Linked DNA regions of Homo sapiens: region 2 is linked to region 1. A link is a loop called in an ENCODE intact Hi-C map of the cell type or tissue named here. Cell type or tissue: endothelial cell of umbilical vein. All regions are shown on one strand. Links, peaks and the distances in the headings refer to the core of each region. The heading gives the core; the rest is flanking DNA. Region 1 has its middle 13 kb from the start of JMJD4. Region 2 holds the start of ZNF678 (zinc finger protein 678).

Region 1 (15,405 bases), core at 936-3,435:
AAAAAAAAAAAATGCTGACACCAGGGCCAGGTGGGTTGTGGGGCAGCCGCTGTGCAGAGTGTGGCTAGACAGCAGTTTGAAGTGTCAGGCAGGATGCCCCTTTCCCAAGTATGCCGCCCTGGGATCCTGTCCGGGGTTGGGGAGGCATGCTGTCAGCACATGTGAGGGCCTTCGCAAAGGGAATTTCACCTCTGCAAGAGGCCTGACAGGCCACGTCTCCCTGGGAACCAACCTCCTGGGGTACGAGGTGAGGAGCTGCAGATGTGCGGTGGTTAGCCCCTGCCCTTTGCGTGTCATCCCTATCAAGTGTGAGAAAGGACAGGCAGGCTGCAGCTAACTAGTGTTCCTGAGGAAAGGGGTCAGAGAAACAATGCAGATGCTCAAGACCTAAGGCTACGTGGGAGCTGCACATAGATGGATATACTTGCAAGTGTGGGGACAATGGCTGTGCACCCCACCATGCCTGGGTGAGGGCGTGCAGTGGCCCAGATTCCTTGGGGAGTGGGACCTGTGGGCCCCCATAGGAAGGCTGGAAAAGTCAGGCCCTGCTGTCTGCACAGACTCTAGCCTGGGAGGACACAGAGTGAGGGAACATGATGGGGCCTAGGGGCTCCTCCAGCACGTGCCTGCCCTGCCCTGGGCTTGCAATTGTGATTGGCTGGAATCCATGGAGGTGGAGACAGGAGCCCCAGGTCAAGTTGTTGCTGGCTGTGGCAAAACCAGGCTCCCTGCATCCTGGGGGCTGTGGCCTCCGGAGAAGGTGCCTCCCCCAGGGACCAAGACCATCCTCATGCTTGTGCCTTTCCGCCTGCTGACCCAGCCGAAGGGGCAGCTCCTTGGCCAGCTACCCTGAAGCCCACATCCCAGGTCTGGGGCATCCCTGAGAGCCACATCCAAGGCCACATCCTTCCCTTTGCTCATCCATGCTCCAGAGTGTCAACCTCAGCCCTGTCCCCCATCCACCACTGTGGGTGGTTTTGGCAGGTGATTGTGCCAGCGTCCCACAGAACTGCAACTACCAGCTGCACCTTGGGTCCCCAGGCAGAAAGAAGGCAGGCCCTGGTTTCCAAGTCAGTGACTTGTTCCACTGGCCTAGAAGCCAAGGGTAGGGACCAAGATGTCCAGTGTCCTGTTGTCTGTACCCCCAAAGTCAGCAGCCCTGGAGGCAGGAACTCCAGGGACCTGGGCCTCTCACTCCTGCCTGGGGTCTGACCCCAGAAGTCCCCTTCCACAGGCCCCAGTTACCCTCCCACTGCAGGCTCTGACCTACAGGAAAACAGCTGGAGCTGGGCTCCTACCCTGTTCCTCTGGGAGAGCCAAACCCTGTCCTGAAGCTAGAGGAAAATCCACGGGCAGAATCCTGCAGACGCACACCCCAGATAGACCCCACCTGGGGCCCCACGCCCTAATCAGACCCCGCCTGGACCCCTCGCCCCACCTAGAGAGCCGCAGCTCGTGGATCCTGGCCTTCCTCTGCAGCCTGCCGCCCCCCTCCCCTGCGTGAAGGCACCAGAGTGTCCACCCCCGCGGCCCCACTCAGAGATGCGTGCCTGCTCCCATCGGAGGCCTTCGGCTCCGCGGCAGGGCCTGCCTGCTCCCGAGACCGTTCCCCTCGCCTCTCCTGTCGGGAATCGGGGTCTTGGGTATTACCTTCAAATCCGGCCATCTTCCCGCCACAGCGAAGGAGAATCAGACAGCCCGTGCCAGGGACGTGGGCCAGGTCCTCACTGCCCTTGCTTCTGGGACCCTGTGAGGGCAGGAACCGGAGCCTTGCCCTCATGACTTTGGTTGGGGGCAGTGCCAGGTGGGAGGTTTCCTGTCGGGCACTAGGTTGGGGCGGGAGGCGGGGCGGGGCCGGGAGGGACAGGCGGGGAGGGGGCGGGAGGCTGGATCGAGAGGGCAGGGGCGGGAGGAAGGAGGCGGGACCGGGGCGGGAGAGCCAGGTGGGGCGGGGCTGGGAGGGAGGCGGGGAGAGGACGGGATGGGAGGGGCAGGCGGGGCAGGCAGGGCGGGCGGCGGGGCCCAGGACGACCCTGGGGCTTCCCTGGCTTCAGGTCCCTTCTGAGCACAGCGGGGCCCGCCCCCCCCGCTCCGGTGGCAAGCACCGGCCCTGCAGCCCCAGCCAAGAAACCCAGTAACAACCCTTCCCTACCCTTGTGTTCCGGGCAGCGGGACGCCCAGGGTCCAGCGAACCCTGCAGGTGCAGGAGCAATGAGGCGAGCCTGGGAAAACCTCCTAGCCCGGAGGTGCCCGTTGACTCACCGCCTGTGGTTCCAGCAGGGACTCTGTGCGCCACAGACTGTACAACCCCAGGTCCTTGTTCTCCCAGCCCGGCAGGCTGCTGTCTGTTCAGAAGGAACTCCAGGCAACTTAAATATGTGGAATCAATCAGTGCACTTCAAACTTATGAAAAGGTCGAAGAAGAAATGAAAAGGGACATTAGAAAATACACTGAATGGCCGGGCGTGGTGGCTCAGGCCTATAATCCCAGCACTTTGGGAGGCCGAGGTGGGTGGATCACCTGAGGTCAGGAGTTCGAGATCAGCCTAACCAACACGATGAAACCCCCGTCTCTACTAAAAATAGAAAAGTTAGCCGGGCGTGGTAGCGCAGGCCTGTAATCCCAGCTACTTGGGAGGCTGAGGCAGGAGATTCGCTTGAACCTGGGAGGCGGAGGTTGCAGTGAGCCAAGACTGTGCCACTGCACTCCAGCCTGGGCAACGGAGTGAGACTGTCTCTAAAGAAAAAGAAAACGAGGAGGTCTGAGAAGTTCCCAGGTATGTGCAGTTATCTCTTCACGTCACCTCATGGGTCCCATGTGCAAACTGAGGGGGAGTTAGTATGAAACATGCATCGAAATTCAGGCCATGAAGTCAACAAGCTCATTCTGTGGAAATTCCGGCTGGCCATATTGGTTCCAATTGGTTTCAGGCAGTTTTTTCTTTTTTAAGAGACAGCCTCCCTCCATGTTGCCCAGGCTGGGGCACAGTGGCCTGGAACTCCTGGGCTCAAGCGACCCACCCACCTCAGCCTCCCTAACAGCTGGGACCACAGCATGCCCGACCACGCTAGACTTATTTTTACTTTTTGTAGGGACAGTGTCTCCCTGTTTTTTTCTCCCTCAATTTTTTTTCTTGATATCATAACATGGGGGAGTTTCAGGGTTTCAGCAAGTTGTTTATTTTCTTATGTGCCATCCTGCAAGCTCAAGAATTTCTGCTAGTCATTGGTCTTTGGTGTGAGGTTTTGAGACTATGTTTTCTGAAGAGGCCATATATGCAAAGTGACTCCCAAACACAGAAGGAACTGAGAAACCAAAGAATGAGGCAGACAAATCCAGTTTGTCACTTGGAGGTGATTTTTTGGGGAACTCACAGAAGCATGGTCTTGGGCAGCCACAAGACGGGTAGATCTCTGCACTGTTACCCCCTAGACTCAGGGCTTATATATTTTTGGGGAAAAAGTATATGTGTCCTGGAAGGAATGTGCAGGCAACTGAAATAGTGCTATGGGCATCACAGTTTATGATGTATGCTGTAGCATCGAGGGTTGTTTTGGAGGAATGGCGAGACTTACGGTAGATAGGTGTTTCTACATAGAGTACGACTTCAACTAGACATCTTGGAGGCACTCCCAGACTCATGCTTAGTTAGGCATCAGTGTGGCAGATTAGAATCTAAGAGGAGTGACTCTTGTCCCCATACTAAAGATGGAACATTTTTCAAAAAAGTACAAGAAGACAGAATCCAGCAACATATAGAAATAATTATCTTCCATGCCAAAGTTGGATTCCTCCCAATACAAGATTGGTTAACAGCCAAAAATCATTTAATATAATATGCCATATCAATACAATCATAAACAAAACCACATGACCATCTTAACAAATGCAGAAAATAAATTTGACAAAATCCAGCATCTTTATGATGAAAACATTCAACGAGATAAGAACAGGAGGGAATATGCTCAGACTGCTAAAGGGCACATGAAAACCCTGCAGTGGCTCACGCCTGTAATCCCAGTACTTTGGGAGGCCAAGATGGGTGGATCATTTGAGGTCAGGAGTTCGAGACCAGCCTGACCAACATGGTGAAACCCCATCTCTACTTAAAATACAAAATTAGCTGGACATGGTGGTACATGTCTGTAATCCCAGCTACTTGGGAGGCTGAGGCAGGAGAAACGCTTGAACCCGGGAGGCAGAGGTTGCAGTGAGCCAAGATTGTGCCATTGCACTCCAGCCCAGGCCACAAGAGTGAAACTCTGTCTCAAAAAAAAAAAAAAAAAAAAAAAGAAAAAGGAAAGAAAACCCTGCAGCTAACACCATGCTTCGTGGTGGAAGCCTGTATACTAATGTCCTAAGATCAGGAACAAGATATATACATCCACTCTAATGACATCTGTTTATCATTGTACTGGAGGTGCTAACCAGGACAATTTGGCAACAGAAATGAATAAAAGCCATCTAGATTGGAAAGGAAGAAGTACGATGATCTTTGTTCACAAATGATATGATCTTATATTTAGAAAAATGTAAGAAATTCACTAAAACATATTAGAATAAAGGAATTCAGCAAACTTAACAGATGCAAAAAATTGGTTATATTTTTGCACTTAAGAAATGAGCATTGAAAATGAAATTTAAAAAGCCTTCTATTTACAATAAACTCAAAAGCAAAATAATTAGAAATAACTTTAATGACAGACATGTAAACTGGAACACTGAAAACTGTATCTCAAGTGTGGTGCAAGGTCAGAGACAAGGAAGCCCATGGATATATGTGTCTTTCCACAATGTCAGGCTTTTATTGATTCTATTCAATCACAAAAGCCACAAGCTACATGGAGTTCCCGAGGAGGCAATTCTCCTTAGTAGTTCCCGTTCACTAGGTAGTCAGAGCCACAGGCACACAGGCTCAAGCCACTCCACAAGTCAGTAAATATTGCAAACACTACCTAATAGTATACTTAATATGTAAATGTTATAGATTAAACATTTGACAACAAAGTAACATTAACATCAAGAGAAGAGATAGGAGAAAATGTTAAAGAACCAGTTCGAGGAGAACTTAAATGAAGACAAAGAGAATCTTCTGGTCTGGGCCAGGCAGTCCATCAATCTTGCAAGAAAGAATCTTTGATGGGGCAGACAGAGGCTTTGGCAGCAGATGTCGAGTTCTTATTATGAGTGCCAGCAAGATGGTGTTAGTTAAGACAGCTGTTTTGAGCTGCTGATGGCCTGCTATTTTTATGACAACAGAGTCCACTGGTGAGAACTGATAGTGGATGAGTATGCTTGTTTATATCCTTATATGGTTGGATGCAGGCCTTTTTTTAAAATTTATTAAGCAAAATATCTTATCCTTGTTGTCAAAGTGTCCTAAGAAATGTAAAATGGAGTCTTTTTTCTAAGATGGGGTTACTTAAGTCAAGGGTGCTCTCTACACTACAATACATGGTTATCATCCTTGAGCCTTCTCTCCTTGGCTCTGAGGACTTTACCTTCTTGGGGAAAAAAGGGGATTGCATTCTTGGCCTTTATATTATTAGAGGTGGGCTCTGGGTAAGGTCTACACAACCAAATGAGTGTTCCTATTTCCATTTTTATGGATAGAAGCCTGAGGCCCACAAAGGGAGGAAATGATGATCCATATCCCAGAGGGCAGAATATCAGGCAACATTTCCCTCTACCCAGCCCCTCCCCACTGTCCTGTATTTAAGGTACCCCCAGATGTGATACCAATGGGTGTTTAAGAGAAAGCCCTGGGATCCGGGAGTCTGAGGAAGGGGGATTAGGGATTCCAAGTCTGAGGTGTAAAAAAAAAAAAAAAAAATGACCAAGGCAAGTCTCAATCACTTTAAGAGGTTTATTTTCCAAGGTTAAGGATGTGGAATAGAAAAGAATACAGAACCACGGGAAAAACTGTGGCCCATGGTTTCTCCAAGGAGGATCTGGGGACCTCAACATTTAAAATGAAAAGGGTGGGTATTGGGGATTGAGGAAGGAATTGTGAAAAGGGTGTGGGTAAATAAGAGGCAAGCGGTTGCATCCTTTTGAGTCTTTGATCAGCCATTCAATGAATACACAATTTACGTTGGGGGGGTGGGTAGAGAAATAGTCACACATTTATCTAGCTTGGTGAATCTGCATTTTTGCATAAGATAAAATAAACATAGGGCACAGGAAGCAATCAGATATGCATATATCTCAGGCAGAGGGATGACTTTGAGTTCTGTTCTTTGTTCCATACCTGTGAATATAAGCTATCAATTTACATTGTCAGGGTGAAATGAAACAGAACTGTTTTAGGGTAAAAATCTTGGAGCCCACAATTTGTGGGCAAATTGTGAGAGAGGTGCGATGCTTTTTTTTTTTTTTAAATCTTTGTAGCTATCTTATGTAGACACGAAATGGGAGGCAGGTTTGTGTGACCCAGTTCCCAGACTGACTTTTCCGTTTGGCTTATTTAGTTTAGGGTCTTGAGATTTATTTTCCTTTCACAGGGGCAAGAGGGCCCTGGGAAGATCAAGGCTGAGCGTCCAGGTTCCACAGAATGGAGTCACTGAGGGGCAATTGTAGAATAAGAGAGTGTGGAAAGTAGAAAAGTTCCTCTTCAGAGCTCGTCTTAGTTTAAAAATAAAATAATAGACACTAGAGATAATAGCTTCTTGCTCTAAAGCCCCCTATCAACTATTAGTTCTTACACTTTAGCCCACTTAGTTGCTTTGCCTTACTCAGGCATGTCTGGACAGGCCCCAGCAAGTCTTAGTTCATAGCTCATGCCCCTTCCTTATTTGGAAATGTTATTGCTTCTTTAAACCTTTCATAAGCAATTTCCTCTCCTTTTTTGTTCTCCCTTGCACTTACCTATTTAGGAAAGTTTCAGGTTGTTAGCAAATCAGGTATCAGTTTAAGATTGTGAGGTCCAGGTCCAGCCAATGGATGCAGGACACAGCAGAAGGATGACCCAAATGCATAAGGGATAAATATGTCTGCTTTTCATTTGTTCAAGTGTACTCTCATCATTGTTCCATCTGCGAGGATATCAGGGGAAATTCAGCCAGATATCGGGCAAAATTCAGCCAGATATTGGGTGAAATTCACCCCCAATATTTCACGTAGGTTCTTTTCTATATTCCCTAAGTGTCAACTGGTCTGAGAAATAAAGGGACAGAGTACAAAAGAGAGAAATTTTAAAGCTGGGAGTCAGGGGGAGACATCACATGTCAGCAGGTTCTGTGATGCCCCCTGAGCCGCAAAACTAGCAAGTTTTTATTAGTGATTTTCAAAAAGGGAGGGAGTGTATGAATAGGGTGTGGGTCACAGAGATCACATGCTTCACAAGGTAATAGACTATCACAAGGCAAATGGAGGCAGGGCGAGATCACAGGACCACAGGACTGGGGCAAAATTAAAATTGCTAATGAAGTTTCAGGCATGCATTGTCATTGATAACATCTTTAAGGAGACAGGGTTTGAGAGCAGACAACTGGTCTGACCAAAATTTATTAGGCGGGAATTTCCTTGTCCTAATAAGCCTGGGAGCGCTATGGGAGACTGGGGCTTGTTTCATCCCTACAGCTCGACCATAAAAGACGGCCGCCCACCGAAGCGGCCATTTCAGAGGCCTACCCTCAGGGATTCATTCTCTTTCTCAGGGATGTTCCTTGCTGAGAAAAAGAATTCAGCAATATTTCTCCTATTTGCTTTTGAAAGAAGAGAAATATGGCTCTGTTCTGCCTGGCTCACCGGCGGTCAGAGTTTAAGGTTATCTCTCTTGTTCCCTGAACATTGCTGTTATCCTGTTCCTTTTTCAACGTGCCCAGATTTCATATTTTTCAAACACACATGGTTCTACAATTTGTGCAGTTAATGCAATCATCACAGGGTCCTGAGGCGACATACATCCTCCTCAGCTTATGAGATGACAGGATTAATAGATTAAAGACACACATAGGAAATCACAAGGGTATTGATTGGGGAAGTGATAAGTGTCCATGAAATCTTCACAATTTATGTTCAGAGACTGCAGTAAAGACAGACATAAGAAATTATACAAGTATTAATTTGGGGGACTAATAAATGTCCATGAAATCTTCACAATCCATGTTCTTCTGCCATGGCTTCAGCTGGTCCCTCCGTTCAGGGTTCCTGACTTCCCACAACACGAGGAGCACCCTTTCTGCAGAAAGTAAAAATGGCCTTGCTGAGAGAATTAAGTTTATGTTCGAGTGTGATTTCTTTGTGGCACTGGGGAACAAGCATTTCTAACAGGATAATGGAATCTGAACAAGGCAGAGCATGCATTAGGAAAACAGAAAACCAGAAGGAGGTCTTGGACAAGAGTGAAATCTCTCACACCCCTACCCACCACCCCCCAAACTCTACCCCCACTTTGCTCCACCCTCCATTTCACCACTCAAGGCCGGACCAAGTCGATGACTCAAACTCCACATTTTGCTGTTTGAAGAGGAAGGGCAGTAATGGCAGGGGCTCCAAGAAAACCCTGTGAAGGACCTCTTTCCTAGTTCAGATCCACCACACACACACTCTTGTCAATGAAAAGAGTCAAACCCTGTAAAATATTTGAAGAGATTTATTCTGAGCCAAATATGAGTGTCCATTGCCTGTGACACAGCCCTCAGGAGACCCTGAGAACATGTGCCCAAAATGGTTGGAGCACAGCTTGGTTTTATATATTTGGGGAGATATGAGACATCAATCAAATGCATTTAAGATATACATTAGTTTGGTCCAGAATGGCGGGACAATTTGAAGTGGGGCTTCCAGGTTCTAGGTAGATTCAGAAGTTTTCTAATTGGCAATTGGTTGAAAGAGTTATTATTAATAGAAAGGAATGTCTGGGTTATGATAAGAGGTTGTGGAGACCAAAGTTTGATCATGCAGATGAAGCCTCCAGGTAGCAGTCTTTGGAGAGAATAGATCGTAAATGTTTTCTGTCAGACTTAAGGTCTGTGTTAATGTTAATGCTGGAGGTTATAATGAGGCATGTCTGACCCTCACTTCCCATCACTGCCAGAACCAGTCTTTCTGGTTAACTTTGGAATGCCCTGGCAGAGAAGTCCATTCAGATGGTTGGGGGAGGCCTGGGGGCTTAGAGTTGTTAGATATGAGTTCTAAATTTCTTTTCAAAGAATATGTCAGTATGTTCTATTCTTTGCCTTCTACTTTTAAACTTAACTTTCTCGTAAAGCAACCTTTTTCGATTACCTACTCCACCCTGACTCATTCTGATCACCTGCTCCACCCTACATTCCAATCACCTGCTCCACCCTAACTCATTCCAATTACCTGCTATCTGCTCTGCCCTGACTCCTGCCAAAGCACTCACCTTGTCATTCTCTTTAAATTAGCCAACTGGAATTAGTTTTGCCTGTGCGGTCTAACCCTAGCCAATAAGGGAATGACACAGCAGCAGAGGCCACGTGCGTCAGGGATAAGAACCCCTTCCTCTCCCTTGTCCAAGTGTGCGCTCACCATTGTTCCATCTGTAAGGGCGCACCCTTCTATATAGAAGTAACTTGCCTTGCTGAGAATTAAAAAGAAAATTTTATATTTGAGTGCTATTTCTTTTGTGTCACCAAAACTTTATATATAACAATTTGGGGGCTTGTCTAGGATTACATCCCCCTCCGAGGATGGTCTCTGGTTCTCTCTCATGAGGAGGTGCACCCTGCCCTATTGTGGCGGCCTCAGGGGTGAGAAATCAAGACCCACCCAGTGCAAGGAATAACTCGAGCTCTCAGCAATGCAGAAAAAAAAAAAAAACTGGCCAGCAACCTAGCTTAAAGGATCCTCACATACTGTGGCGACAACTCTGTGCACTGACCAAGGAAGGCGAAGCTGCGGGAGCCGGTAAAGCACTTCCTTGGTGGTCAAATTCTGGAGGGCTAAATGTGTGTGTGCGTGAATGATCACAAACAACCCTGCTTGCGGTGTTGTTCATGTGGATGGTGACAAGTCCTGCTGGATGGGGTGAGTGGGTCCTCTCTGTGGTTCCATAGCTACTTCATATGGCTTAGGGCGGATCCTGCCATAGGATTTATACTGGTATGCCAACACTAAAAAGGGCCTGATTCTACCTTGGGGGAGCAGCCAGAGAGGAGGGCATGAGTGGGAAGTGTGCAAAGGACCTTCAGAGGAGGAAAGGGGAGAAACAGGTCAACCTTCCAGGACAGGCAAAACACTCCCTGGTTTGAGGGGTTGAACCTTCCAGGACAGGCAAGATACCCCCTGGTTTGAGAGGTTGAGCCTTCCAGGGCAAGCAAGGCAAGATGCCCCCTGGTTTGAGTGATTGAGTCTTCCAGGACAGGCAAGACACCCCATGGTTTGAGGGGTTGAGCCTTCCAGGACAGGAAAGGTTAGACGCCCCCTGATTTGAGGGGTTGAGCCTTCCCGGACAGGCAAGGCAAGACACCCCCTGGTTTGAGGGGTTGAGCCTTCTGGGACAGGCAAGGCAAGACATCCCTCGTGTTGAGGGGTTGAGAATTCTGCTAATTTCAAGGGTTGAACCTGAAACAACCCCCCGCTTCCTTTCTTCTCAGGGGAAGAAAGAGTAGCTCAACTCCTGTAGGTCCCTACCCTAGGGGAAGAGAGAAAGAGAGAGAGATAGAGAGGAGAGAGAGGGAGATAGGATAGAGAGAGACAGAGAGGAGAGAGAGAGAGACAGTGAGGAGAGAGAGAGAGACAGAGGAGAAAAAGAGAGACAGAGGAGAAAAAGAGGGACAAAGGAGAAGAAGATATAGCAGGACGAGCTGCAGACAAAACTCCTCAGACACCGAGTTAAAGAAGGAAGGGGTTTATTTGGCCGGGAACATCGGCAAGGCTCCTGTCTCAAGAGCCAAGCTCCCTGAGTGAGCAATTCCTGTCGCTTTTAAGGGCTCACAACTCTAAGGGGGTCTGCATAAGTGGGTCGTGATCGATTGAGCAAGGAGTGGGTACGTGACAGGGGCTGCATGCACCAGTGGTCAGAGTGAAACAGAACAGACTGGGAAGTTTCACAGTGTCTTTTCTATACAATGTCTGGAATATATAGATAACATAACCAGTTAAGTCAGGGGTCAACTTTTAACTACGAGGCTTAGGTCAGGCAGGCCCAGGCCTCATTTCAGGTCTGGTTCCTTGGTTTCAGGTCTGGTTCCTAGGCGCTGGGCTACCTGCCATTTGTTTTTCTTTTCTTTTCTGAGTATAAAATAATATAAAACAATATGAGAGGGTCTGTCTCTCTTCTCTCATTTCCCCCCTTTGAGACTCTCACTTTTTATTAGTGGGAGTTCTCACTCTTATTTTCACTACTTATGTCTTCCTGTGCAATAGGTTGATAATGATTCATATAGTACACTTGTGCTGATACATAACATGAAGTGACATTAACAGACTGGGCTATATGCTCGGCTAATTGCAAGAACAAATTTCTTGTTTTTCCTGGAATTTCTGGTACTGGCATATTCAGTTCATCATAGAAGGTTTGAAATACTGGCTCAGGAGAGTGTTTATAAACTTTTTCTCAAACCACGATATTTACTTGAAGATCCAGTCCAGCTCCATCAATTTCAGGGTTATACATTCTCTTTTATCTAGCAAGGATTAAGGGGGTTGGTTATAACTAGTTCTAAGGGATTACACTGACCACTGGTATAGGAAGGGCCAGTTTTCCCTTGCTGAAGGTGGACAGGATTTTTTCATTTTTTTTTTATTCAAGTAGCCTAAATGACACAAGACCAGTATCTACATTTATTTTCACACAGTCTTAATTCATGATAAACGTACTTATTTTTTGCCATATAGTCTATTTTCTAATTAAGAGAACCACATCCTATTTTTAATTTATTATTATTAATGACAGCACAGGCATCAAATTTTAAGGTGACTTGTTTGGGCATCTCTTTTTTTTGTTTTATTTTGGCTAACACTTTACTCATATTGTTTATGAGCCCCCACCAGTCTTCAGTTCTTAATCTTATTTTAAAAACTGTGGTCATGGGAGGCTCAGATGGGTCATAACACACATCAGGTTGGTCATTTCCTGGGCTAAATACATTATTTGTATATTGTATTATAAATAATTGTATAGAATAACATTATAAAAACAAGTTCTTTTTAGAGTTCCAGTACACTTATAATAACTGTAAAATAATAGGACTGTAGCAACCTTTTGTCCTACCTCAGTGACTTGATGTATACTCTGGGAACAGCCCTCAGTCTGAGGAAGGTCAGTTGAAGTCTTTACTGTACAAGTCTAAATTTTAAGGAAAATGAGTCCTGTGATGAGTTTCCTCATGCTTCAGCCATGCGTGGACTAGTCAGCTTCCAGATGTGACTGGAGCAGGGTTTGTGGTCTTCTTCAGAGTCACTTTGCAGGGGTTGGCAAAGCTGCTCCCATCCACGTACAGCTCCCAGTCTACTGATGTTCAACGATGGTCTTGGAGGTTGGGCCTACTAGAATAAACTGAGTCTAATACCTCTACATAGTTATGTTTAACTGGGCTCTCTGATACTGGGAGCAAGGTGGCAGGGTTTAGGGTGTTGTAAACTTCAATGGTTATGTGGGGATTTTTCACAGAGCAAGCTTTGGTATCTAGTTAGTCTAGCATTTGTTAACTAATGATGTCCTTTGGTATTTAGAATGCTTCCAGCTTTTGCCCATTCAGTATGATATTGACTGTGGGTTTGTCATAAATAGTTATTATTATTTTGAGATATGTTCCATCAATACCTAGTTTACTGAGAGTTTTTAACATGAAGGGATGTTGAATTTTATTGAAGGCCTTTTCTGCATCTTTTGAGATAATCATGTGGTTATTGTCATTGGTTATGTTTATGTGATGGATTACATTTATTGATTTGCGTATGTTGAACCAGCCTTGCATCCCAGAGATGGACCCAACTTGATCATGGTGGATAAGCTTTTTGATGTGCTGCTGTATTCGGTTTGCCAGTATTTTATTGAGGATTTTTTGCGTCATTGTTCATCAGGGATATTGGCCTGAAATTTTCTTTTTTTGTTGTGTCTCTGCCAGGTTTTAGTATCAGGATGATGCTAGCCTCATAAAATGAGTTAGGGAGGAGTCCCTCTTTTTCAATTGTTTGAAAGTTTCTGAAGGAAAGTTACTGATTTTTTGTACCTGTGGTAGAATTCAGCTGTGAATCCATCTGGTCCTGGGCTTTTTTTGCTTGGTAGGTGATTTATGACTGTCTCAATTTCAGAACTTGTTATTGGTCTATTCAGGGATTCAACTTCTTCCTGGTTTAGTCTTGAGAGGGTGTATGTGTCCAGGAATTTACCAATTCCTTCTAGATTTTCTAGTTTATTTGTATAGAAGTGTTTATAGTATTCTCTGATGGTAGTTTGCATTTTCTTGGGGTCAGTGGTGATATTCCCTTTATCTTTTTTTATTATGTCTATTTGATTCTTCTCTCTTTTCTTCTATATTAGTTTAGCTAATGGTCTATCTATTTTGTTAATCTTTTCAAAAAACCACCTCCTGGATTCATTGATTTTTCTGAAGGGTTTTTCTTGTCTCTCCCTCTTTCAATTGTACTCTGATCTTAGTTATTTCTTGTCTTCTGCTACTTTTGGGTTTGTTTGCTCTTGCTTCTCTAGTTCTTTTAATTGGGATATTAGGGTGTTGATTTGAGATCTTTCTAGCTTTCTGATGTGGGCATTTAATGCTATAAATTTCCCTCTTAACACTGCTTTAGCTGTGTCCCAGAGATTCTGGTATGTTGTCTCTTTGTTCTCACTGGTTTCAAATAACTTCTTGATTTCTGCCTTAATTTCATAATTTGCCCAGGAATCATTCAGGAGCAGGCTGTTCAATTTCCATGTAGTTGTGTGGTTTTGAGTGAGTTTCTTAATCCTGAGTTCTAATTTGATTACACTGTGGTCTGACAGACTGTTGTAATTTCAGTTCTTTTGCATTTGCTGAGGAGTGTTTTACTTCCAATTATGTGGCCAATTTTAGAGTAAGTGCCATGTGACACTGCGAATAATATATATTCTGTTGTTTTGGGGTGGGGAGTTCTGTAGATATCTATTAGGTCCACTTGATCCAGAGTTGAGTTCAAGTCCTGAATATCCTTATATCCTTTTAATTTTTTTTTCCTTTTTTTTTTTTTTTTTGAGACAGAGTCTCACTCTGTTGCCCAGGCTGGAGTGCAGTGGCACAAACTCGGCCCACTGCAGCCTCCATCTCCTGAGTTAAAGTGATTCTCCTGCCTCTGCCCCCTGAGTAGCTGGGATTACAGGCGCCTGCCACCACATCCGGCTAATTGTTGTATTTTTAGTAGAGACAGCATTTCACCATGTTGGTCAAGCTGGTCTCGAACTCCTGACCTCATGATCCACCTGCCTCAGCCTTCCAAAGTGCTGGGATTACAGGCATGAGCCACTGCACCAGGCCATATCCTTTTAGTTTTGTGTCATTGATCTGTCTAATAGTGACAGTGGGATGTTAAATCTCCCAGTATTATTGTGTGGGAGTCTAAATCTCTTTGTAGGTTTGTAGGAACTCATTTTATGAATCTGGGTGCTCCCATATTAGTTACATGTATATTTAGGATAGTTAGCTTTTCTTCTTGTTGAATTTATCCCTTTACCATTATATAATGTCCTTCTTTGTCTTTTTTGATCTTTGTTAGTTTAAAGTCTGTTTTGTCAGAGACTGGGATTGCAACCCCTGCTTTTTTCTGCTTTCCATTTGCTTTGTAAATTTTCCTCCATCCCTTTATTTTGAACCTATGTGTGTCTTTGCACACGAGCTGGGTCTCTTGAATACAGCACACTGATGGGTCTTGACTCTATCCAATTTGCCAGTTTTTGTCTTTTAATTTGGGCATTTAGTCTATTTACATTTAGGGTTAATGTTGTTATGTGTGAATTTGATCCTGTCATCATGATGCTAGCTGGTTATTTTTCACACTAGTTGATGCCATTTCTTCATAGTGTCATTGGTCTTTACATTTTTGTGTGTTTTGCCATGGCTGGTACCGGTTTTTCTTTTTCATATTAAGTGTTTCCTTTAGGAGCTCTTGCAAGGCATGCCTGGTGGTGAGGAAGTCCCTCAGCATTTGCTTTTCTGAAAAGGATTCAATTTCTCCTTTGCTTATGAAGCTTAGTTTGGCTGGACATGAAATTCTTGGTTGAAAAAAGTCTTTTTGTTAAGAATGTTGAATATTGGCCTCCACTGTCTTCTGGTTTGTAAGGGTTTCTGCTGAGGAATCTCCTGTTAGTCTGATGGGCTTCCCTTTGTAAGTAACCTGAACTTTCTCTCTGGCTGCCCGTAACATTTTTTCCTTCATTTCGACCTTGGAGAATCTAATGATTATCTGTCTTGAGGTTGATCTTCTTGTGGACTATCTTAGTGGGGTTCTCTGTAATTCCT
Region 2 (15,405 bases), core at 6,569-9,068, 160 kb after region 1:
ATTCAATGCTATTTCTATTAAACTACCAATGAGATGCTTCACAGAACTAGAGAAAACTATTTTAAAATTCATATAGACCAAAAAAATAGCCTGAATAGCCAAGGCAATCCCTTGCAAAAAGAACAAAGCTGGAGGCATCATGCTACCCAACTTCAAACTATACTACAGGGCTACAATAACCAAAACAGCATGGTATTGGAACAAACACATATACCAATGGAATAGAACAGAAAACCTAGAAATAAGGCTGCACACCTACAACTATACAACTATTTGATCTTCGACAAACCTGATAAAAATAAGCAATGGGTGCCACTGCACTCCAGTCTGGGCAACAGAGTGAGACTATATCACAACAACAACAACAACAAAAAACCCCATAAGCAATGGGGAAAAGATTCCCTATTTAATAAATGTTACTGGGATAACTGGCTAGCCGTTTGCAGAAGATTGAAATTGGACCCCTTCCTTACATCATGCACAAAAATTAACTTAAGATGGATAGAACACTTACATGTAAAACCCAAAACTATAAAAACCCCAGAAGACAACCTAGGCAGTATCATTCAGGACATAAAAATGGGCCAAGAATTCATGACAAAGGCGCCAAAAGCAATTTCAACAAAAGCAAAATTGGCAAATGGGATTTGATTAAACTAAAGAGCTTCTACCCAGAAAAGAAAAATATCAACAGAGGAACAGACAACCTACAGAATGGGAGAAAACTGTTGCAAACTACGCACCTGGCAAAGGTCTAATATCCAGCATCTATAAGGAACTTAAAAAAAACCAAAACACAACTCCATTAAAAAGTGGGCAAAGGAAATGAACAGACGCTTTTCAAAAGAAAACATCCATGCAACCAAAAATCATATTTCAAAATGCTCAACATAACTGATCATTAGAGAAATGCAAATGAAAACCACAATGACATACCATCTCACACCAGTCAGAATGGCTATTATCAAAAAGTCAAAAAGTAACAAATGCTGGCACGGTTGCAGAGAAAAAGATCCTTATACACTGTTGGTGGGAGTGTAAATTAGTTCAGCTATTGTGGAAGACAGTGTGGTGCTTCCTCAAAGAACTAAAAACAGAAATACCATTTGACCCAGCTATCTCATTACTGGGTATTACCTGAAGGAATATAAATCATTCTATTATAAAGACAAATGCATGTATATGTTCACTGCAGCACTATTCACAATTGCAAAGACATGGAGTCAACCTAAATGCCCATCAATAATAGCCTGAATAAAGAAAGTGTGGTACATATACACCATGAAATCCTAGGCAGCCATAAAAAAGAATGAGATCATGCCCTTTGCAGGAACCTGATTGGAGGTGAAGGCCATTATCCTTAGCAAAATAACACAGGAACAGAAAAACAAATACTGCATATTCTCACTTGTAAGTGGAAGCTAAATGATGAGAACACATGGACACATGGAAAGGAACAAAAGACACTGGGACTTATCTGATGGTAGAAGTGGGAGGAGGGAGAGAATCAGAAAAAATAACTAATGAATACTAGGCTTAATACCTGGATGATGAAATAATCTGTACAACAAGCTCCCATGACACAAGCTTACCTATGTAACAAACCTGCACATGTACCCCTGAACTTAAAAGTTACAAATAAAAAATAAAAATAAAAAGCAGTACTGAGTGCTAACATTTGTATTAAGAATATGGTTTACTGGGAAAAAATAGACATTTACTAAAACTGTGGACCATTTGTGTGAGTCAAAAACCCTTATATATGTTAGGTATAATGTAAAGAGCAATGCTAAAATAGCTGCATTTTAAGAGAAACTGTTTAATTTTTTAAATTCATATTTTTATTAACAAGCACACATTATGCATGACCTGAAATCATATCATGAATAAATTAGTGTATGCATTATGAGCTCAATCTGTCAATGGGCTTTTATTCGTAAGTGCTGCCGCACTCTTCCCAATATAATAATAGTGCTACTTTCATTATTTGAGGAGAGCACTATGTTTGTACATGGAATTAAAAACAGACAATGACACACTTGTGGGGTCCTACAAAAAAAATTATTAAAAGGTGGCATTTTCAGCCCTGAGAATTACGTTAATGCACCACCCCCACGCTGTATCTCCTTCAATGAACTTCTCTCTACTGACAATAAATAACCATGTGTGTGAGTTGGACTGTTTCCACTCCCTGATTGCCTTCTTGTCACCGCACCTGGGTAGTTCAGAATCACAAGAAACCCCATGCCACGTGGCAGAATGCACACTGTTCCCACCTCACCACACTCTACTCTCTCCATCCAGCGCTAGCTGTAGCCAGGCTGTCTCGCAGTCCAGAATGCTAGCCGGAGATCAAGCTTTCTGAAGTGCCTTGGCTGGGGCCCACAGATAAGGACCGCCAGGCAGTGCTCTAGAAGCCAGCAGATGCCATCAATCAGTTTCCCACCTGCCAGACACTGAGAATCTCTAACACCGGAAATGTCCTCTGTTGCCAGAGCTGAACTCTCACATGAAGACTCCAGAAGGCCTTGCCATGTGGGCATGCAGCAATCATTGCCTCTCTGTGGCCACAAGGAACCAGGCTCTTTCCATGGCTAGTGAGTTGTCCAGCACACTTGGGGCTCCGGAAAGGCCCCTTTACAACTTTAGGCCTTAGCTGAGCTCTCTATTTACATAAGGCCAGGCAGTGCACATTATGGGAGACACCCCTGGGTACCGGGATGATGATGGCACTTGGCATGTGAGCTAGGATTGGGTGCCCATCGCTCTTCCCCACCAGGCAGTGGCCAGCTAGTTTCTGTCCCCTTACCGACCTCCTTTGCTACAATTGCATTTCTGGCAGGCAGTGTATCAAGGAAGCATCCGCAGTTTTGGACCATGCAGAGAACCACTACTGGCCAAGCATTCCCAATCTGACAGCAGAACAGTACAGCACTGCTGAGGTGAACTTGGCAAAGAACTTTGAGACCATGAAGGCAGCCAACACTTCCAAGTCATCACAACCTGCTTCTCCCATAGATTTATTGTAGACCATCTCAACCATCTCCATGTCAACAAGAAATGGTCCTCACTCTAAGCCATCACCTTTGGATTTAGATCATGGGGCTGTCCTTTCTTTAGAATGGAACTGAAAAGCTTTAATTTCTATAAAAACGTAAGGTTTTGGACCACAGCCTTATTAAAACAAACAAATATGAGCATAGTTGTCTACATATGGAGTATCTGGGATAAACTGCCACTTGAAAGTATAATCACTGTCTGTTTGTTTGTTTTTGAGACGGAGTCTCGCTCTGTTGCCCACGCTGGAGTGCAGTGGTGCGATCTTGGCTCACTGCAAGCTCTGCCTCCCAGGTTCACGCCATTCTCCTGCCTCAGCCTCCTGAGTAGCTGGGACTACAGGCACCCGCCACCACATCCAGCTAATTTTTTGTATTTTTAGTAGAGACGGGGTTTCACCATGTTAGCCAGGATGGTCTCGATCTCCTGACCTTGTGATCCACCTGCCTCGGCCTCTCAAAGTGCTGGGATTACAGGCATGAGCCACCGCGCCCGGCTTTTTGTTTCTTTAGCCTGATAGGACAATATCAGAAATTTCCTTGGTCACAGAGGATATAAAACATAGTTTGAACAAAAGCAGCAATAAAGCTACAAACTATTATTCGGTGTATTTGCTTAAGTATAAGACAGCTGACTGGGGCTTTATCATGTAACATTAGTTTGCTTAGTTTTCATTAACTCTGTTGAACTTAAATTGAATTGTGAATACACATATGGCTAATTCATATTGCAATTAAACTGCAAATTGACATAAACTGTACATAAAAAGCTGCACATTGTCATCCAAAATAATGCTTAGGTAAAACCAAGAATACAATAAACCGATGTCAAGGAACCTACCCTAAAATAAAAATACAGTCAACATGGAACTGTAAAACTAGAATGAGAGAAACATTTACCCATAAAATCTTGTTTGGAACATGGATACAACACTAGAAAAGAATTTTTCTAAATAACTACCATGTTCATATGTGACTGTGCATCTATGAAGACCAGGCATTCTGAATCATTGCCCTGTGGTGTATGGCAGTACAATTTTACAGAAAATGTGCTACAATAATTAATAAAATTCTCTAATGTCAAAATTTTAATGAATAAGTATTTACACTACAAATAACTATTTATATTACTAATACATTGATACTATTATTTTACAAAATAAATAACCTGTAATACAGCCTTTAAAAGCAAATAATAGCCTCACATTTCTAAATTTAAAAAATACAAATTTTGTGAAATATGGTTAAGAGTAACTGATAAAATAAAAATTTGGGCATAAACTATATTATAGTTTGGACAGAGGTTGAAAAAAGTGGATGAAAATCTTAATGAGCCCTTTTGTCTGCACTAAACTTAATCTTACAGGTGAATATTATAATATATATAGAGTACCTACTAGCTATCTAATTTACTTTTTACACAATGTATAAATTCTACCATGTTGTTCTTAATGTTTGAACCTAAAATAACACACAAACATACAGGAGAACAAAATAAGGCAGAAATGTATGGAGACAGTGACATTATCAAGATGATGGAATAGGAGTTCCCTACTTTTATATTCCCTTGCAGTAAAAAAAAAAAAACTAGTCAGCCATCCATTAACCAAAGTAACTTTATGAGAGAGCCAGGCACAGTGGCTCATGACAGTAATCCCCTCCATTCAGAAGACTGAGGCAGGAGGGCTGCTTCAGGCCAGGAGTTCAAGAACAGCCTGGACAGTATAGTGAGCTTTGGGATACAGGGCATTAGGAAACTGTGCTAAAACCCAAGATCAAGAAGAGTCACTTTGAGAAGACAGGCCCTTTGATTAATGAAGTGTCATATTATCCAAAGCAATCTGTAAGTTAACTCAAATCCCTATCACAACTCCTGTGCCACTTTTCATAGTAACAGAAAAGGCAAGCCTACAATGTACATAGAACTACAAGAAATACTGAATGGCTAAACCAATCATGAGGAATAAGAAAAAAGCTGAGGGCATCATACTAGTGACCCACACAAAACAGTTCAAAAGTCACTGTTTGTAGATAACCTGGGGAAACCTTGCTAGGTACTCAGTGGGAGCCACACTCATCCACGCATCTGGTATTAGGCCCACCATATAGCAGAACCCTGCCCTAGTGCCTGCTCCACAGAAAGCCCTGAAGACAATCCAGTCTGCCCAAAAACATGATAGGACTCACAACCACATGTGCTCCTGGTAATAAGCCCACTAAAGGTAAAACCCACTCCAGATTTGGCAGCAACTTTGTGACCCAGCTACAACCCTTTTTACTGCAAGCCCAGAAAAGATCTCATCAGGCTTGAGACCCAAAAGATGAAGATCTTTACCTACTGAAACCAGTTCATAAAAATGAAAAGAGGTGTTTGCTCCTCCAAATGCACAAACACCAATGCAAGTCTATATTATGACCATTCTAATGGTTCTATTTGAACATAGAACTGGAAGTCCTACGTAGGATAATTAAGCAAGAAAACGTAGAAGATCAAAATTGAAAAGAAGAAAAAAAGTCACTGTTTGTAGATGGCATAATCTTATATATGTAAAATCATAAATAGTCCACCAAGAAATAGCTTAAACTAATAAATGCATTCAGTAAAGTAGCAGAATATACAATTAACATACAAATATCAGTTTTGTTTATACAGAGTAGCAATAAACCAGTAAAAAAAACTAATTTACAATAGCAACAAAATAATAGATTTCTTAGCAATAAATTCAACCAATGTGGTGAAAGATCTATTCTTTGGGCTCAACTTTTGCGTGCTCTTAATCAACTTTAAAAATTTTAAAAACAATAAATTTCTGCCAAATCAAAAAACAAACAAAAAACAATGCAACAGAATCCAGGTCTTAGATAAAGACAACCATGAGTTAAAAAGAATGATTCAAATTTATTTAGCTGGTAAAAAAAATTTGCATATATTTCAAGAAGCAGAAGAAAAAATACATATTAAGTTGTCCCGATCAGGCATGGGGGTTCACACCTATAATCTTAGCACCTTGGCAGGCTGAGGTAGAAAGCAACCTTGAGGCCAGGAGTTCAAGACCAGTCTGGACAACATACTGAGACCCTGTCTCTACAAAAACTTTACAAATTAGCCAGGCATGGTAGTATATGCCTGTAGTCCTAGTTATTCCAGAGGGTGAGGCAGGAAGTCCTTGAGCCCAAGATTTCCAGGTTGCAGTTAGCTATGATTGCACTCCAGCAACACCTCTAAGTCCTCAGTCCCCTCTCATCTTGGGAGGACACCTGGAATCACAGGACAGTGCAGTGTGACAGCCTGTGTACAGAACAGAGCCTCCCTTCGCTAAGAAAGGGCATCTGCCTCCAGCTGCCGCTCCTGCACTTTTGACAAAACTTCTGACACCAGATGTGTGGAGTTTCCTGATCACCAACCAGTTCTCCAACACCACTGGTTGCTCAATAATTCAATACTGACACCACTCAGTTTGCACAGACCTTGCAAGGCCAGGCCTCAGTCCCACATCACTGCCCACACTTCAAAGGCCAGTCACATGCACCAGGGACCCACCTATACTTCTTGAGTGACTGCCTGTAACTCTGGGACTCCCATAACCGCATACTCAAGTTCAATAATTTGACAGAACTCCTCACAGAACTCAGCAAAACATGTACCAGTTTGTCATGAAAGTACATCTCAAAACAGCCAAATGAAAGATCTGTATACAGCAAAGGAAAGTGGCAGGAGAAGATTGGGTGCGTAGGCAATCCTGGTAAATGCATGTGATTGAAGAAATTCCCCATCCTTTATGTTCTCAAAGAACAGCTGAATGAAAAGAAACACTCTTCTCATTTTGACTTAGATGATGCTCCCTTTTTTTTTAACCTATTACAAAGCCAGACACGGATTGCAAATTCCCATTTTTGTCTCATAAACAATCACCTGAACAATTCTCTTTAGTGGTAAAAAAAAAAAGTACTTGTTCACCAACCACCACTTAACCCATTTATGCTGGAGGTGGCAAATTTTTTTGTGTGTGAAAAATCAGACCATGGTGATGACCCTGAGCAGTAGGGTCATCTAGCAGTAGGAAGTATAAATAACTCCCACAAGCTTAGTGCTCCAATAATGGAACACTAGGCATAAATGGGTTAGCTTCTCTCTTTCCAACAGGCCCCTGAACTTTGACACACACTCAGCCTGAGCCAACAAATAATTCCTCTTTATGCCCCTCCTAAACACAGGCTGACCTCAGGGTGAAACATTCTCTGATCTAGGATCTAATTTTGGCACCTTTCATCCTGTCCTCCCCTTCCCACATTCTTTCTAGTTTTGTGTGTTCCTCTTTAAATAAAGCCCTTTTCTGCCTAACATTTCAGATGACTGCAGATATAGTTGGTATTTTTCCCGTTGCAATATTCCTTTAGAATTAAGTAACTTTTCATGTATACATATGTAACTAACCTGCACATTGTGCACATGTACCCTAAAACTTAAAGTATAATAATAATTTTAAAAAAATCACCCAAACTACAATGGAAAATAAAGAAAAATTCTGGAGGAAAAAAAATAAAAAAATAAAAATAAAAAATCAAAAAAAAAAGAATTAAGTAACTTTTTATGTAAATATAAATTAGCTTTATTTGACAAAGTCTAGAAACAGCCCAGGACAATGAAATTTATCCTCAGAAAGAGCTTCTGAACCCGTCTTCCAACCCAACTACATTTGCATCTGCCTATGGATCTCCCACTTTCCAGGAGATCCGTAGCTTCTCTCAATGTAAAGGGCTCTTCCGTGCTTGTGTGAGCAGGCTGGGACACCTGCAGAGGAGGCTCCTCAGGAAGAACCGGGCCTTCAATGACCTTCTTTTGCAGGCTCAAGATTGGCCTTAACTTAGAGTCACTGGGCTCAGACTTCTACTTTCCAGTCAGGGCTATTCATTTAGTTTTAAATGAGAAAATGCCCAGTTTGAAGAATTCAGCAAAATCACTCAAAGACAGTGTTTATAAAAGGGAATAAAATTGTAAGACACTTACATTTTATATTTCAAAAGGAAAGGCAAAAGTGTCTATTCCTTTCAGATAACAAAAACGTCAATTAAATATTTCTATAACAGATCATTTAGGAAACACTTACTAAATGTGAACCCTTCTAAGAGGAGCCATGTCCCATCTCCTAAAACTTAGCATTGAATTTGGATGTCCAGATAATTAAATACAGAACATTTAATGTCACAAATTATCCACCCTGTAAAAAAGAGGAACTGATGTTTCATGAATCTATATAATTTACCAATTAATCTACCATACTGTCTTGTGAAAGTGAGTTTCCTATAGGCATAATGAAAAAGAGACGTTTCCTATTTTTCTCCCCGATAGAATTCCCAAACTTAAGCCCTGAGATTCTGTTTGAAATCACCCTTAAAATAGAACAGAACTAAGAAACTTACTACACTCACTCTGATGAAGAAAAAGGTAAATGAGTTTTTTAACAAATGAAGTATATGACTACATATTTTTTTCCTAGAATTCACCACGTTCATACCCTTTGTAAATATTTTCTAACCTTTCAAGCTCTACTGATAAAGTGTAATATATACTTAATAAAAAACTGATGATGAAATAAGTGAACAAATCTTTTTAAGGTGACAAACTCAGGGAGAAGCAGTACTACCTGGAACACAGACACATCCGACTCAAGCGTCAAGTCAGGCTATCCTATAATTTGGGACATTCTCCCACCCCTCATTCTGCTCACTGAAGTGCTCACTGACCATTCTGTCTGGAGACACTGCACTGTGCCTCACGGTGTGCCCCAGGGATGTTTTGCTTTGCATGTTCTCGCACCAGCTCACTGGAGTAGTTATTGCTTGTCCTTTGGACTAGTTTTTCTCCCTTCACAAGTCTGAGAATCCAGAGGGCAGGAATTATTTCTGTCTTTTCCCAACACCACTGATGTGTCTCCAGGCAATGAAATTGGGGGTTGGGGGAGAATGTCTAAGGGGTTAGCTTTTTAGGTGAAGGGTGTACCAGAAGACTTCTCTCAGCCCCAGGACATCCAGCTGCTTCACTGAGAGGCTCCATCTCCATGCCATAGGCTGTCCTCTGGGAGGAAAAAACCCAGGAACCAAAATTCACTAGATACTCCAAGAGACATAGCCACTGTGGGCATCTTGGGCCATTCCCAGACAATTCTGAAATTCAGGACTAGGATAAGAGTGGCTGAGGAGCCGGGCGCGGTGGCTCACGCCTGTAATCCCAGCACTTTGGGAGGCTGAGGTGGGCGGATCACGAGGTCAGGAGATCAAGACCATCCTGGCCAACACGGTGAAACCCCGTCTCTACTAAAAATACAAAAAAATTAGCTAGCCGGGCATGGTGGCGGGCTCCTGCAGTCCCAGCTACTCGGGAGGCTGAGGCAGAATGGCGTGAACACGGGAGGCGGAGCTTGCAGTGAGCCAAGATCAGGCCACTGCGCTCCAGCCTGGGCGACAGAGCGAGACTCCGTCTCAAAAAATAAATAAAAATAAAAAAGAGTGGCTGAGGATACAACCAGCTGTAAAGTTTCCAAAGTTTTCAAAGATTTTGTACAAGGCGTCTGTGCCTAGGAAAGATAAAAAGCAGAGTGGCACAAATATTTCTTTACAATAGAGTGCCAAGAGGTTATTCTCTGCCTTCACAAACAGATAACAAATCTTTAAAGAGTTCCACAAACATGGGTAACTAGCGAAACCCAATCTCTACAAAAAAATAAAATAAAAAGAATTAGCTGGGCATGGCAGCACACACATTTAAGCCTAGCCACTCAGGAGGCTGAGGCAGAAAAATCACTTGAGTCCAGGAGTTGGAGGCTTCAGTGAGCTATGACAATGTCACTGCATTCCAGCAGCCTGGATGACAGAGCAAGATCCTCTTAAAAACAACAAGTCAGGCGTGGTGGCTCGCCCCTGTAATCCCAACGCTTTGGGAGGGAGAGGCGGGTAGATCACGAGGTCAAGAGATCAAGACAATCCTGGCCAACATGGTGAAACCCCGTCTCTACTATAAATACAAAAATTAGCCAGGTGTAGTGGCGCACGCCTGTAGTCCCAGCTACTTGGGATGCTGAGGCAGGAGAATCGCTTGAACCCAGGAGGCGGAGGCTGCAGTGAGCCGAGATCACGCCACTGCACTCCAGCCTGGCAACAGAGCGAGACTCCAACTCAACCAAAAAAAAAAAAAAAAAAAAAAAAAAGCCGGGTAGGGAAAAAACAACAGGCCAGGCGTGGTGGCTCACGCCTGTAATCCCAGCACTTTGGGAGGCCAAGGCGGGGGATCACGAGGTCAGGAGTTGGAGACCAGCCTGACCAACATGGTGAAACTAAAATACAAAATACTAAAAATACAAAAATTAGCCGGGGGTGGTGGCGCGGGTCTGTAATCCCAGCTACTCAGGAGGCTGAGGCAGGAGAATCGCTTGAACCCGGGAGGCAGAGGTTGCAGTGAGCCAAGATCGCGCCACTGCACTACAGCCTGGGCTACAGAGCGAGACTCCTTCTTAAAGAAAAAACAAAAACAAACAAAACAACAACAGCAACAACAAAGAGTGCCCTCCAATGTTCTGTGAAAAAATGATTAATTAAAATATTGTGCCTGGAGTACGCAATAAAAGACAAATAGCTGACAGTGTTGTGAACTGAAGAGGTGATGGTGGTTTTTATGAATTTTGGAAAGAAACTGAAAATTTAGTATTTTATTGCAGGCCAGAGTCAGGCTGGGAGAACAGAGGAGTGGATTTAAGACCCTGCTTTCCATGTTATTTGGAAAATGCAGGGGAAAAGCAGTCTCTTGTGCAGTGTTAAAATAATTAGCAGGCAATTAGACTGAGGTGGCTCTAGTGTCTTGCGTTTCTACATGAAAAAGAATATTAATAGCTCAAATGCATTTCTTGTTAATGACTGCCTTAAGTAGAAACAAAATCCAAGTTCAACCAATCACAAAACTCCAATTAATCAGTAATTAAATAACCAGGAAATTTCCACCTGGACAGTCCAAATAAGGTGACTGTAACTGTCGTCAATTATTAAATTTGGCTTGCTTCCTCATGCACCTTACAAAAAAGTTTTTCCTTCAAGCACCTCCTCCATAAACCCACAAGCCACACACCATAGCTGGGCGCTCTCCCATTCATGAAACTCCCTTTCCTCAAACTCTTCAAAGCTTTAAAAGTGACTCCATTTTTCACAGGAAAAAGGATGGACTGCACAGCTAAGATAAGCCCCATGGAACAGCTCTTCCCACGCATGTTTCGCACACCGATTTGGCTTCTCCCCGATGACCCTCCCCTCTGGACAAAGCACACAGTCTGGGGGACCCGCGGGGCTGCGGCTTCATAGCCGCCCAGAGAGGCCGGGGCGGAAGCCGCGGCGCAGTGATGGGAGGAGAATCCCGCGGCGGCCTGGCCCCGCCCCTACCCAGAGGTGACAGATCCCACAGGTGCCAGCCGGGACTCCGGGCCGCGGACTCTAGTGCTGACGCCGGGAGGCCGGACCGCCATCTTGGAACACCCTCCCGGGAACTCTCACCGTTTTCCGGCTTTCGGGGTGTCCTGGCATCTTAGCTATGTAACTCCCAGTACCTGCAGGTCACAGGGAAACCAGACACTGCAGCAGCAGAGTCACCAGGGCCTCCCGCAGCTGGGGATAAATAGCCGAGAATACGGGACCAAAGCTCCAGCTGGAGCACAAGACAAAGGCCCCGCCAGATCCCGGAAACCCCCTCCGCCTCTCAAGCTGCGCTCCTGATTGGACAGTTCCCACGTCAATGTCCCTGATTGGACAGGGCTCCAGGACCCGCCTCCTTTGGTTATGAGTGACAGGAGATGAGGTCAGCAAAGGGGTTGAATGAGACTATTAACAAAATGGGCAATTTTTTTTGTATCCTTCCAAAATTGTTCCATGTCTTTCCATGCATACCATCTTTAATAAAGGGCGCACTCTTAAGCCAATCTGCAATCTCTGTTCCTGAGTGTCTAAACAACGTCATCATCATCTTCTGTTGGAGAAAAACCTGAAGATGAGTTTTCCTCCCAAAGCACAGAACAGTCAGAAGCCGAGGCGTGCTTGGGAATGCTGGCGGGTGGAAAGGGGAGGCGCATTCCGGTGCGCCTGTGGAACTGTCCTTGCAAGCAGGACCCAGGTCCAGAACAGCTATGCAATGCATGTGTTTCTGACCAAAGGGGGCCTGCTGTCCACCCGCCTCTTCTGCTGGGCAGGGCAGCGCATGGTTGGGGTATTTACACCCAGGCAGGTGTCCCAGGCCAGTCCCCTGTCAACCCATCATAATAAAAAAGTCAGAATCTATTTTCAAAAGTATATTCAAAAGCATATGTTTAGGATACCTACCTGAGAGCATAGACTAAAGTTGCCCTGATTATACATTCCAACTAGTAACCATTACAAGTGGGTTTTAAGAAAAGAGGCAGTTCCTAAAATTTTCATCAAAAATTTACATTAAAATCCAGAAGTCACTGACTGGCTATACATTGTTCTTTGTATCACAAATTCCAGATGAGACAGCTAGTTAGGAACAACATACCTTTAAACAATTGCCCCTGGGAAAGGGTGTGGAGATGTGTCTCAAATCCCATACTCAAGTCTCTCTGGGCCAGAAAAATCTTCCGTACCTCACAGAGCTTCAGCTACTTAGAGCTATTCTTTTCTTATCTCCATAGTCAGTACACTTGGACCCTTAACAAGAAATAAGTTCAAACAGAAAATTTGCCAAGCCACAGGAATAATGGCCTGTCAGTGCCCTTCAGGAAGCTGATTGTCACTTTCCTTCAACACCCTTTCCACAGCTTCCCCCCAACACACACACCCTGGATCCCGGGAGAGAGGGGCTGAGACGCACCCAGACACACCTCGCTGCCCCTCCTGCAAACATACACCCACACACAGACACACAGACAAAGACACAGACACAGGCAGCTTGAAGGAGAGCAAGAGAGAGGGATGGAGACATAGAAACGGAGGGAGAGAAAGACAGTGATAGAGAGGCAGAGTGAGTCAGGATTGAGAGAGAGAGAGAGAGAGAGAAGGCTACAGAAAGAGCACGAGGTGGAGGGGGAAGAAGAAGAGAGAGGATGAGGGACTTACAGAGCCATAGAGCCTTGGAGAGGGAGTGTTCTGCTCCGGTAGACAGGGCCCCTTTGAGCAGGACAGGGTAGGGTGGAGGGTGCTTGGGCTGGGCCAGAACAGGGTGGAAGGGCTAACGGAGTGACCCAACAGAGCCCTGAGACGTATTTTTTGTTGGATTGGTTGCTTTGGTGGTGCGTTTCATAGGACTTTTCCTTTGTTGGCTCCTCCCTGTCCTCTTGGTGCGGTGGGCCCCGAGATTTGTAGAGTGCAACCGTCCCTCTAGCGAGAGCTGTGGCACCGAGCATGCCCACGGGGCAGAGGCCTGGGTCTGTCTCGTGTCCTCCGGAATGGAGTTTATACGAAGTTGGTGGCAATGGGATTCCGAGTGCACAGGGACGGTTTTCCTGGTGGCTGGAGAAGGCAATGTCCTTCCCCTGGGGAAAGTAGCCCATGCGTTCTGGAGCGGAGGTCTTGGCTGGTGTCTTGTGGGGCCCGCTTCCCCTGCCCGCCCCTTCCCCCGGCTTGGACAGTGCCAGCGGCGCTGGATGAGTGAATTAAATTCCCTGGGCGTCCCGGGAGAGGGAAGACACCCTGGACGGCAGGGAACCCGCCCCTGAGCCTTCGAGGTTGGCCCCGGCCCGGCCCTCCCCGCCCCGCCCCGGGCAGCGAGCTGGGCTACTGATGGGGTGGCTGCCAGGCGGAAGAGCTGGGAAGCTGCTAACTGGCGGTGCTGCAGTGGCGGACGCCCCACGAGGAGGTCCCAGGGTACCGCGAGGGCGCAGGCGGGCGGAAAAGGAGGAGCAGAGTCAGGGTGCGGTTGGGAGGCATCGCGATAAAAGGAGGAAAGTGGGAGGGACCGGGAAACCAAAAAGCCTACAGCACCCGTTATTCCCAGGCGGTCTCCCAGTTAAGTACTAACCAGGCCTGACCCTACTTAGCCTCGAGAGATCAGACGAGATTGGACGCGTTCAGGGTGGTATGGCCATAGACGCCTGGCAGCCCTAAGAGCTCCGCTCAGTCTTGCGCGCCCGACTCCAGGCATCCCGGCAACCCCGGGTCCACGGGGCTCGGATCAAGTACCCCTGAGCTGCTCGCCGGCGGCCGGGCTGGTCTGCTCTCCCCCTCTACCGGCCGCTCTCCCCCTCTACGCCCGAGCACCGTCCACCGCGCGCTGCGCCTTCCGCTGGCCTCCCAGAGCCTCCCGCAGTAGCTGGTGGCCAGGCCAAGCGTGGGACAGCCACAGCGCCGCCCTGCTGCCGGGCGTGGGCGCCAGAGGCCTCTGTCTCCTGCACAGGCTTCGGGCTCTCGAGGTGGCCTCCCTTCCGCCGAAGCTCCAGGCCTTTCCCCAGCTCCCGAGCTCCCGAGCTTCCACTACATCGGGCCCGCTCAGGACCGGGTGTGCTCCGAGACGTCAGGGCCCAGGGCCCACGGTCCTGGTATCCCCGCCGGTCTTCTGTCTTAGCAGTGAGGGATTGTTTTGGATCCCTCTGCAAGGTCCCCTCTTGCCCCACCCACCCAGAGCCTCTAGGGCTGGCCAAGGGCGATCAGCCGACCCAGTCCTGCGGGCCCTCTTTCTCAAAACGCCTTCAACCCTGTCCCCTGTCCCGACGAGGACCCAGCCCGTGGGCAACAAGGGGGCCGGGTGGGTTCTGCTTTGCCCCGCGCTGGCACCAAAGCCGGCAGCCTGATCCTGGGAGAGAGGGGCTGAGGCACACCCAGACACAACTCACGACCACCATGAGCAAAACCACCCATTCACACAGGGGCGCAAGCTTGCGGCCACACACACACACACACACACACACAGCTTGAAGGAGAGCAAGAGCAAGAGGGATGGAGAGATAGAAACGGAGGGAGAGAGAGACAGCGATAGAGAAACATAGTGAGGGAAGAGAGAAAGACAGAGAGAGAGAAGGCGACAGAAAGAGCGCAAGGTGGAGGGGGAAAAAGAGAAAGAGAGAGGGTGAGGGAACTAGAGAGCGAAAGCGATAGAGCCCTGGAGAGAGAGCGCTCTCCAAGCCATAGAGAGAGAGACAGGGTGAGGGAGGAGAGAGAGAAAGAGAGAGAGAGAGAGAAAAGGCGACAAAAAAAGCGCGAGGTGGAGGGGAAGAAGAGAAAGAGAGGGTGAGAGACCTAGAGAGCGAGAGCAATAGAGCTTTGGAGAGGGAGCGCTCTGCTCTGGTAGATAGGGCCCCTTTGAGCAGGCCTGGGTAGGTGGAGGGTGCTTGGGCTGGGCCAGAACAGGCTTTGGGCTCTCCAG

What was found. Peaks named below come from ENCODE experiments on the same cell type or tissue, not always from the same donor. Only the 100,000 strongest peaks of a DNase experiment are listed, where the experiment ranks them.
Region 2: it touches region 1 in a loop (15-fold over the local background); 44 of 110 quality-filtered maps call a loop at or near these places.

The regions. Positions count from the first base shown.
Region 1 is chr1:227,715,032-227,730,436 of GRCh38, reverse strand. It overlaps a transcript of SNAP47 not described here. Among named protein-coding and RNA genes, the nearest start is that of JMJD4, 13 kb to the left of the region's middle. RefSeq lists enhancers at 67-116, 1,930-2,535 and a silencer at 1,917-2,256. In endothelial cell of umbilical vein, for the core only: no CTCF peak of the experiment used is centred there; a DNase peak (open chromatin) is centred at 2,236; H3K4me3 peaks cover 930 bases.
Region 2 is chr1:227,559,911-227,575,315 of GRCh38, reverse strand. It overlaps ZNF678 (zinc finger protein 678), which reads right to left and starts at 11,760. Exons shown (of 4, transcript NM_001367909.1): 1 at 11,592-11,760. It also overlaps the pseudogene RNA5SP77 and the pseudogene MRPL57P2. RefSeq lists an enhancer at 11,525-11,804. In endothelial cell of umbilical vein, for the core only: no CTCF peak of the experiment used is centred there; no DNase peak of the experiment used is centred there.